Linked DNA regions of Homo sapiens: region 2 is linked to region 1. Evidence: read pairs that join two places in POLR2A ChIA-PET (ENCODE). Cell type or tissue: GM12878. All regions are shown on one strand. Each heading gives the region's core, and the rest is flanking DNA. Links, peaks and the distances in the headings are about the cores only.

Region 1 (5,376 bases), core at 160-5,159:
CACCTCACATATCCCACGTAAATTTCATAGCAATCCTAGAAATACCTTTCACAAATGAGGAAATTAAGTTTAGAGAGTTTAAATGGCACTATTTTATATTCTCTCCAGGGTGGCAGGGACTGTGCAATTAACCCCCTCACAGATTTGCCTAAAAGACTTTTTTTTTTTTTTTAAACACAATACTGTTATCAATCCTGGAGATGCCTGAGAGTTGTCCCAGAACTTCTGGAAACTATGCCATGGATCTATAATATACCTTTCTAGGTTTGTCTTCCTCAGTCTCTGTGTTTTCTTCTATTCCTGCCTGACAGAGGCCCCTTTTATCCTCATGCATTCCCCCAGAGTTCCCTGACTCCCTTCCCCACAATTCGCTAGGTCCCTTCTACTGAAATGGCCTCTTTTGCCATTTTTACCTATTGAAATTCTCCTTACCATTCAGGTCTCAAGCCATTTTCCATCCATTTCTTAAAATGTTCTCCCAGCCCAGGCCCCACCCTCAGGAAGCCTGAGCTGTGTAGCTTGACTATGCTGATGTGCACCAATGTTTCAGCAACATTTTTCATACCATCCTGCCTTAAGTGGGTGCAGGAATGCCACTGTGGAGCTCTTTGCATTCTTAGTGCCTAATGCAGTGTCTGGCAGTTGCAAGGGCTCCAGAAACTGCTGTGACTGATTGAAGACTTCTGGCTACTTTAATATTTAATCATTTATCACATATCCCTGAGCACTCATTAACTGCTATGGGGAATGCAGATTCAAGCATTCCTCAATTAGCTTTCAGTCTGAAACAGGGTTAGAAGACAAGTGTGTGAATGACTATTTATGAGGCAGAACGTATCACAAGGAGAATGCCAACAAAATGCATGTTGGCAGGAAAATTGACCATGTCCCTTCCCTGCGTAAATCCCTTCCATGACTTCCCATTAGGTTGAAATCTAAATCCCCCCTACCCACCAACATACATGGCCCCCTCATAGCCTAACTGCCCACATTTCAGCTACACTGGCCTTCAATCTCTCCTCATTGCCAGGCTTCTCTGATTCTGGGCCTCTTCACAATGCTGGTTCCTCCCCAAAACTCTGGCATCTTTTCCATAGCTCTTCCCACAGGAAGAGCTTATTTCTTCAAGGAGGCCCCCTGGGCAGTCCTGGCCAGGTGAAATTCTTGTTCCTTTTAAAAAAATTTTAATAGCATTCATCTCAATGTGCAGTTACATATGTATTTGTGTGGCTAATTTGATGAATATCTGTCCCCTTCACTAGAGAGTGAGTACCATGAGAGTGGGCATCAAGGTATGTGCTCATGGCTGTATTCTCTATGCCTGCATGTCCTAGGCACTCCAAAATATTGATTCAATAAATGAAGTAATGATGGTTTGGAAAGCATTTCAAGGTGTGGAGAATGTTTTAAGAAATGAATAACAAATGGCATGGACTCGTATAACAAAAAGAATTTTGAGAGGTAAAAATGGCAAAGGACAGTGTTTCAGAAGAAGGGACCTCAAGGCTAGCTGGGGGGGTGAAGGGTGTCAGAGAACTCTAAAGGAATGCATGAGGATAGAGGTAGCCTCTGTTTGGCAGATTGGAGGGAAATATAAGGCATAGAAGAAGACAATCCTGGAAAGATATGTTAGAGCCAGAGAGGGTATGGAAGGTCTGAAATGTCAGACTATGATAGATTTAATTTGTAATCAATGAAGAGCCAGTGAAGTTTGTTAAGAAAAGAGGGGCAAGACCAGAGCCACTCTGTCCATTAGTTCCAGGTGAGTGGAGAGGTGTTGGCATAGAAAATGAAAAGAAGGTGACAAACTGGAGAGACCTTACAGAGAAAAAAATGGGTAAGACTTGATCATGAGTAGCTGAATGCTTTCCAAGTGAGGTTTGAGGATCGCCTCCGTCAGAATCTCCTGGGGTATGAATTGAATCAGCAGTGCCCTTGAGACCTACAGGCCAGCATCTCCAGGGCCTGGGCATGGGAATCTGCATGTGAATGGCCACCTTGAGTGGTGCATGGGTACACTCAAATTTCAGCTGTTGGGCTACAGGGTCTATGTGCCTGTACCTATTAGGTGCCCAAATAAGATTCTAAATGACAGAATGAGTCAAAGAATCCTGGGTTTGGACCATGGGAAAGTGGTAAAATGGTGTCAGAGGGATGTCAAGAGGAAGAGCTGGTTTTGGAGGGAAAGTTGTTGAGTTCAATTCAACGCTACAGAGAGTCAGAGATAGCATGCAGACCTCAGAACCAAAGTGTTGAGACAATAGACATGGTGGGATTTTACTCGCTGATTATTTTCAGAGACCACCCTATTTTGGATGTGCTAGTTCTCGACTTTTCTAGAATCAGTATTATAAACCAGATAATCTGTGAAGTAACCCAAGGAAAGGGGCTCCAGTAGGATAGGGATTGAGGATGTTCATAAACTAAGGATGAAGAAGGAGAAAGAAAATCAGTTTTTTACAGATTTTCCACCTGCGTTACAAAGCACCCAAAACCTTTCAGCTTCTGGGAAGTGGAAGGCCATGCCTTCCAGGCATGCACTGAGGTCTCTGGGGCATGTTACACACATCTATGTAAGTGACTCACTGCCGTTAGGGCATGCGCTAGGTCCAAGAAATCCCAGGCCGCTCTTACCAGCATCCCCCACGCCCACCAGAATTTTCCGTAAGGACAAAGAAATATTTGGATGCTCTATTATTGCTATATCTCACATGTCTGGAACAGTGACTGCGCTAAATAGTTGCTCCATAACTATTTACTGAATGTAGAAATAGGACATAGGGCACCTAATTCAGAATCTCGGCCCTGCCATTGACTAGCTGTAAACCCTTGAGCAACTTAATCACTTTCAATTTGTTTCCTTACTTATAAAATGGGGATAATAATAGGTTCTTCATAAGATTGTTGTGAGGATTAAACAAGATAGTGTGTGCAAGGTGCTTGCCATGATGCAGACACATGGTGCATCCTGCACATTGTAATTATCATGTGGTCATCATGATGCCTGCCTCCTCCACTTCTATGCTAACATAGGGTAGAGGGTTTTGTGGCGGGGCTAAAACTCAGCTTCTGTCAAATCATTTAATTCAGCCCATGCTCTTTCTCTCCATCTGACACTTCTCACCACTTTAAAAGACATAAAGAAGGCAAAACCTGCACAGAAAACTCAGAGCTGGAAAGAACGCTCCTTTACCCTGTGCTTATCAGTATCATCACTGGCACAGGGGCCAACCCATTCACCTGTTGATCTGCATGATGGGAGGAAAGAAAAAGAGGGAAAGAAGAAATCTTAAGCCTGCTCTTCATTCTAAAAAAAAAAAAAAAAATGAGGCCTGACCATTTAGAGACTTGGTCAAGGTCACGGAGTAAACAGTGAGCCTGGAATGAGAGCCACAGTTGTTTGTCTCCACTCTCAGCCTGGATCTTCCGCATCCTGCTACTGAAAACCTGGAGTTGGTAGGGTCAGGCATGCTGAAAGGTACAGGGGAAAGTGATGCTGAAGTAAAGCTCTTCAGTCACTGCCCTACAACAGAAAAAGGACAACCCAGTCAAGGTAAATGATGGCAGGTGGAGAGGGGCCCACCGAGGCTTTTGGAAGTGGCCAAGAGCCAGTCCCATCTATCTCACCCCATCTCTACCCTTATTCCAGATTCTCTAGCCCAAAATGCCTAGAGAAGACTGGCATAGAATGCAAATAAGATCAGACCTCTAGGCAGTCTGGGGAAGGAGAAGGGCCCAGGGCAAACAGAGGCGGGCAGACGGGTGTCTGGGACCTCCCAGCCATCTCCCTGGAGACAGGCTGGATGAGGTCAGGAGCCCAGGCGAGTGGAGAGCCTGAGGACTCTATCAGCAGCAGAGCAAGCAACTTCTAAAAAGACAAAGCTCTCATGTCAGGAAATGTCCCCATACAGAGGAGGCAACAAAAAAGGAGAGGAATCGCCTCTGGGCAGGGGACTTCCAGATCTCTTTTGTTTATGGGGATGTTTCTGGTTCCCAGCTTTGAATTATGGCTTAAGGATGGTGGGTAATTTAATTAAACATTGCAAGGGCTTAGCTGAGGTTGCCTGGGAGCCACTGGTTTAAAGTTCCTACCCTGTCATGGCCTCATCAATGAGATTGAGAGGAACTATGAGTGTGTTGGTGGAGAAGGGAGAGGAGGGGGCTCAGAGCTAAGAAACCCAGAGATTCTTCTATTCTTCTTTGACAAGCGCCCTGACAGACCCAGCTTTTCTGGGAATTCAGCCCAGTGTCCGCAGCACCCAGCACAGGGCCTGGCGCACAGCAGAGAGGTATTCAGGATGGCTGACTGACTCTAGCAATGAGCGGATGAAACCACAGCAGTCTGATGATAAACACACCCTGAGGCAGCCTTTAAAATGATTCAGGGCAAGTTCTCTGCCTGAGGTTTAAAGTCCAGGGAGCGCCAGCCTCTGACTAAATTGCTCACCACCAGGCAGTCCTCAGGTAAGAGTGATCAGACCTGGGAAACGTAGCTTCTTTCCTTCCACCCAGTTTTCTCTACAACTTCGCTTCTGTAGAAAGGGTCATGAACCTTTGTAGATACCTTGCCTATCCTAAGTACCCCCAAACACAGATTCCACCTTTGCCCTTTCCAAATGTGGGAAAGGGGCTGAGACGTTTCTGTCACAAGGGTGGTTTTCCAAATGCTGTAGAGATTTACTCTGAAATAGAAAAGGTAACACCTGCTTTTTTTTTTTTCCAGGACTGGAATCCCCTGTCAGATGCTTTAACTGCTGGTCTCTCTCTCTCTCTCTGGTCCCACCTCCGTGGCTCAGCTCCGCCCAACACACACCCCCTCCACCCTCACCTTCTGATGCCTCCACCCTCACCTCCACAACCTTTACCCAAGTTGCGCAATGACATTCTCTCCCTCCCCCTCAGCCACACTTAATCCTCTTTCTCAATCTCCCCACATTCCTCTCTATTCTCTGCTCCTCCCAGTCTCCCTCAGCTCCACACACGGTTGAAGCCCCTCCAGATTCTAACACTTCCAGAATCCTCTCCCCAGAAAGCTCTCCTCAATCAGCCAGTGTCTGCAGAGTCCTTGGCAAAGGGGTTGCTGGGAGTTATGACTAAAGATGGGGACATGAGGGTGGAAAGATACCCCTTTCCCATGACAATCCTAATTAGCACACAGGATGTGGGGGCTTTCCAAGGAAGCAGAGAGACTCTGCTCAAACAGCTGTTCACTGGGGAGGGCCTTTCCGAGTCATCTTCTCTACGTCCTCCCCAGCACACCGGCCTCTCCAGGCTCCTCGGTTGCACTCTTGGGAAAGCCGAGCCAGAATTCCAGAAACAATGGCCCCCTCCCCACCTGTCACTGACGGAGGCAGAAACTCTTCCCGGGTCATCGAT
Region 2 (5,376 bases), core at 171-5,170, 110 kb after region 1:
ATTACTGCAGCTGTATTTGTCACTATGCAGAAAGCCAGCCAGGGGATAACATGAAAAGCAGAACATAGAGACTGAACACACAAACAAGTCCTCAAAGAAACTGTATACTACTGAATTAAGAGCTCTGCTGAATTCTGGAATGTCCACTCAGGTGAACCAATGAATCCATTTTATTGTTTCACAAGTAGAAAATATTTTTACTGTCAATATGAAAAGCTCTTATTGATATAAAGCCTACTGTGATCTTGGCACCACACTACCTTACCAGTATAGAAAGCATTATTTGCCTACCACATTCTTGAATTCTCCTTACATAGCATCAAATGCAGCTATCCTGTTCCCCAAATATGTTTTCCTGTGTACATGACTTTACTCAGGCCATTCCTTCATCCTTGATACACTAGTGAAATGTTATTCATTCTTTTTAAAAAATAAATTAGTTTTAGACATACCAAATGCATAATTAATGTACATAATTAGTGTATACAACTTGATGAATGTGAAGATACATGATCACCACATTCTATGACATCGACCTATCTATCACCTCCCAAAGTCTCTTCCTGCCCTCTTATTTATTATTTTTGTAATAAGAACACAACATAAAATCTATCATTTTAGCAAGAATTTGAGTGCACAATAGTGTTAACTATTGGCACTCATGCTGTTCAGATCCCTACAACTTATTCACCTTGTGTAAGGAAACTTTGTATCCCTTGACTAACACTTCCATTTTTCTCTCTTCCCAGCCCAGCAACCACTTCTACATCTATGAGTTTGACAATTTTAGATTTATTTTTCATTAATAAATCATTTCTCATATGATGCTGCTGTAGTTTCCTTAGTCTGAATTAAGTATTCTTCTCTCTGTACTCTAAAATCACTTGTTTATATCTCAATTTAGTATTATCATTTTGCATATTTTGAGCAAAATAGTGTGGGTCAAAAACCAGTCTCTGTAGTCTGACTGCCTAGGTTAAGATCCTTGCTTTGAAGTCCGTTACTTCTGCAACTATAAGCAAGTTGAGCTTCAGTTTCTTCTTTTGTAAAATAAGTATGATAATAACTACTGCACAGTTCTATTAACTGTTAAATGGGATAATCCATATGATGGGACACAATTCCAGGCACACAGTGTTTCCTCAGAAAACATTAGCTAATTATTTTTGCCTGTCTATACTTTCCATGATTTTAAGTGTCTATATTATTTGTTAGTCATCTTGTTGTCTTAAGACACGTTTAGCATTATTAACTCATACTCTATCATTATGCTTTCCACAAGCACTTATGTGTATGAGCTACCCAAATATATTTTAAACTACCTAAGAGAAAGGCTTATAACGACCATTGTTTAAGAACTTATCTCCAAGAACCTCATATGGCACTATGGTTAGACTATCACTCCTCTGAGGAGTTGTAAAAAAGTAGATATACCTTTGAAACTTCAGGTCTAGTCCTCGGGTCATCTTTTGTGGCACTAAGTGACTTGTTTTCTTCAGTCTTCATGGAATTCATGATGAATTCGAAGAGAATATAACTAATATTTACTAGTGGATAAGATGGAGAAACAAGGATTGAGTTCATTCTGCCACATGAAATGTCTAAAAAAAACCCAAAAAGGAAAGATCTGTGAAATAACAACTCTCAATCATTGGACATCAGGCTGTGTGGGACCTCATCTCTGATATCTGAGAAGAAAATCATATGAGGTAAGCCCTGTGGCTATTTAGGTTACTGTATGGAGTTTCCAAGGCATATCTTAGGCAAGAGAACAGGCAGAGTCTAGCAGTTTCCCTGAGTTGAGAAGACAAGCTTGGAGTTTTGGGAGGCCAGGCTGACTGGAGCTTGTATGGCAGAGTACTAGGGAGAAGAGAGCCACAGGAGCACATAGTATCAGAGATCTGCAGTGGGTATCCCTTGAGATTTCAGCTTGGTCAATGCATGAGTGGAATAAAGCTGTTGAAAAGGAACAGGAAAAAGAAGTACCCAAAAGGAGCAGATGTAACAATTTCTGAGGCTCATACAGGACAGGGAATAGATTCAGTTCACAAAAATCTGACTAGAAAATTTCACAATTCATGAAATATCAGAGAGACTACTCTGAAAGGTATTTCTTCCACAGTGGGACAAAATTAGCCCTAGTTCTGCTCCCACCTAACAAATAAAAGCAAACTTTGAAATTATAAAATGGTTTCCATGTAAAATATCAAGGTACTAAAATAAAGTTCAAGAATATTGATGGGAAGGTAAAAATTTCTGGCACCCAAAGTTGTGAAATTAACAAAGCTTGATATCTAATAAAACAATCAGCAAGCATTTAAGAAGTGGATAAATATGACCCATAATGACTAGGAACATCAGTGAATAGAGACAGATCCAGAAGTGAGAGAGATGATGGAACTAGTAGTCAGAAATATTAAAAGTCATTACCTTGAATTTCTGGCCAAAATGGAAGAACAGGGACTGGATTTCCCCCTAGTCTGAAAGCAAAACAAAACAAAAATGGGCAAAATATATGAAACAACGCTTTGCGAGGAACTGGACATCATGCAATTAAGGATAGTGACAACTGAGATGCATCCTACAATCCACGCTAGCAGACTAACTTGAAGGATTCCAGGCCAGTGTCGCAAGGAAGGGCAGCAAGACAAAGCCAGTTGGAATTCTAGATTTGAGGAGACAAAGCGGAGAGACCAGGGTGGCAAGAGGTCACGGGCCACAGACCCTGGTGGGAGACCTGCACAGAGAGGGAACTCCGGATATATGAAGAGGGTTCCCCTAAAGCATTCAGCTGCGTACTGATCAGAGCAGCAGCTGAGAAAACTTCCCAAGGCCAGGAAAGAACCACCCTAAAACTGTCATAGTCTAACTTTCCTCCAACCCTCTCCCTGTAACCCTTTTGGGGATCCCCGTTTTCTCATTTCTAGATTAAGGTCTTTGGCTCAGATGAAACTTTTATTGTTCGTGTGAATTGGTTCCTCTGAGCTTTTTAAAAAGGATTCCAGATCCCACCCTCACAGACTCTGATTCAGTATGTCGGGGTGTGGCTATGGAATCTGCATTTTTACCTGCCTCACTCCACAACCCCTGCCTCAAACTCGCACCAAGTTCTTTGAACAGCTGCCTCTGTCACCGCAGGATGACCTCAATGCTTTCCTAAAGCCCCAGAACCAATTAAGGTAACCTGTGCTTGAAGCTGTGCTTGCTTACAGAAACAGAGACTGGATGTCAGTAACCACCGTGCTACAAGATGGGAAACGAACTTAGAAGCGCTACCCTAACCTGAATCCTCAATTGCTAATTACCATACCTCAATCTGTGCCTACGGGAGAAATGCAGCTTGCTAGGCACATGTAGTGTTGGGCGGCAACAGCAAATAGGAGACTGCCACACTCAGCTGGTTCTGGAAAGCCCCATCTCTTTCCAGGAATCCTTGCTTTCCAACTACGTGCCCTAAAAGACCTTAAGGAGCACCCCCACACTACACCCCAGGCACTTTGAGCAGGAGCTCTCCTACTCCATTCCTTGATCAGTGAATAGTTTCTGCTCTGCTTAACCGAACCTGGTCTCCTTCTACGGGCGAGAAAGGCACCGGGTAGGGAAAGGACCCACCAGGGTCAAACGACCCTCTTGAGATTCAGGAACACCCAGATGATCTCCAAGTATCTTTTCAGGAGTACAACTCTTGGCCTTTGAAGCTGAGACGGGAAGGGAATTACAACGGGCGGCTGCCCAGCTCCCCATCCAAAACCTCCTTGACTTTGGGCTGAGGTCCTTCTGCCTACTGCCCTTGTCAGCCATCCTCTTAAGAACTCCAGGTCCGACCCGGGAAAAGAAAAACCACTCATAGAACTGGAGAGTCTGTCCACACGGTGCACGTGCCCGTCAGTGCCCACCGCTCTGGATTCACAGGTGCTGGAAAGTCTGCTCTCTTATATCTCTCAGCTGAACTTTTCCCGCCTAGAAGGGCTCGCCCGCGTGCGGCAGGAGCCTGGGAATTGACACTCTCACTGGCCAATGGACGAAGAGTCTCTGGAGGCTGTTTTTCCCTCATTGGATGTAAATGACTCATCTCTCATCCACTTTGGAAGCCAATTATCATCACTCCAGACAGTGAAGGGAAGGGAAGGATGAGAGCACACGCCTGCGCGCGCGCGGGTGGGTCTGAAGGCCGGGCGGAGGGCACTGCGCGCCCACCCGCACCCCTCCTTATTTGTCTGGATGACCCTTCCCGGTCTCAGTGATCCCCTCTCCGCGCCACTCAGTCCACGGGGACAGCTCCCGCGTCCCAGGATAAACTAAGCAATCACTGCCCTGCTCCTTCCTTCTCATGGGAGTCCCCTGTCTCCCAGTGGAAGCCAGGGAGGAGCTGCGCGGCAGCTGGGCGGAGTGCGAGGCACGTGGCGCTTTCGCGCTTTCCCAGACTTTTGATTGCCAGCTTGGGCAGCGCGCTGGCGGGAGCTGCAGGGCGAATAGCCAGCCAAGTTGCTTAGGTGTGTGGCAGTTGCTGCCATTCTGCAGCTGCGGGGTGGGCGACGGTGGCGGGATGAGCATCCAGGCGGGATCCTTTGGCAGCAGCAGAGAGAGCTCCACCCGGATGATGCAGAGGCTCAGGCTCCAGCGGACTTCAAGTCCCAGAGCAGGCTGCACCCGCGTCTGCGTGAAGTCTCCAGGGATTTGGCCTGATCCGCAAATGAGCTAACTTCGCGGAGGGGCTGGCGAACACAGACAATGCCAGCCTGGACGAGGAAGCGGCCAAAACTGCTTAGGCTTGGTTCCCAGGACGCGCATTACTGAGTGCGGTACTTTACTCTTCGGATGAAGACTCCAGAGTTCGGCCTCCCCAAACTGATATCAAAGAAGTGCTTTCCATGGGACTTGAGAAAACGTCTTACTGTTTAAGGAAAGAACGTCTTACTGTCTGAGACCCTGAATAGAAGGAGATGCCTTTAGTATTGGGTGTTATTTTTCAGAAGTTGGTCAAAGAAGGATACAAGATGGTTGATTAAGTGGGGATGGTGACAATTATTTTGCAACTCATAGAAGGACAGATGTTTATGTAACAGTTGATAGTTTTGGTGGAATAATCATGAGCATGTTTCTGAAATTAATATAAAATATACAGAGACCCCTAAAATCACTGCTTAAATTACATAGGTCTTGTGGTGTTTGGAAAGAGCAAACTTTGGAAGTATAATTGTAAAAATAATGTCATACAGTCAAGGAGAAGAGAAAACTTAAGGACAGCTTTCTCAAATCGCTGTTATTCTTGAATCATCTGAAAGCAGTACACGTGCCTGGCACCAATATACATCAGAGAGTAAATCATTGCACAAGGAGACTTGATCTTCTTTTTTTGTAGAATCTGGAGGAAAA

Evidence for each region. ChIA-PET counts read pairs that join two places held together with the same protein. Peaks named below come from ENCODE experiments on the same cell type or tissue, not always from the same donor. Only the 100,000 strongest peaks of a DNase experiment are listed, where the experiment ranks them.
Region 2: POLR2A ChIA-PET joins it to region 1 with 8 read pairs; 2 of 35 experiments call an interaction of 5 or more read pairs at or near these places.

What each region holds. Positions count from the first base shown.
Region 1 is chr11:59,173,845-59,179,220 of GRCh38, reverse strand. The region is part of intron 1 of DTX4 (deltex E3 ubiquitin ligase 4); the gene reads right to left. LOC124902675 (a long non-coding RNA gene) reads left to right here. Exons shown (of 4, transcript XR_007062682.1): 4 at 4,724-5,376. Among named protein-coding and RNA genes, the nearest start is that of DTX4, 4.4 kb to the right of the region's middle. RefSeq lists a silencer at 4,256-4,325. In GM12878, for the core only: no CTCF peak of the experiment used is centred there; no DNase peak of the experiment used is centred there; H3K4me3 peaks cover 1,747 bases; H3K27ac peaks cover 1,321 bases.
Region 2 is chr11:59,062,032-59,067,407 of GRCh38, reverse strand. No RefSeq gene overlaps it. Among named protein-coding and RNA genes, the nearest start is that of GLYATL1-AS1, 6.3 kb to the right of the region's middle. In GM12878, for the core only: no CTCF peak of the experiment used is centred there; a DNase peak (open chromatin) is centred at 2,994; H3K27ac peaks cover 1,274 bases.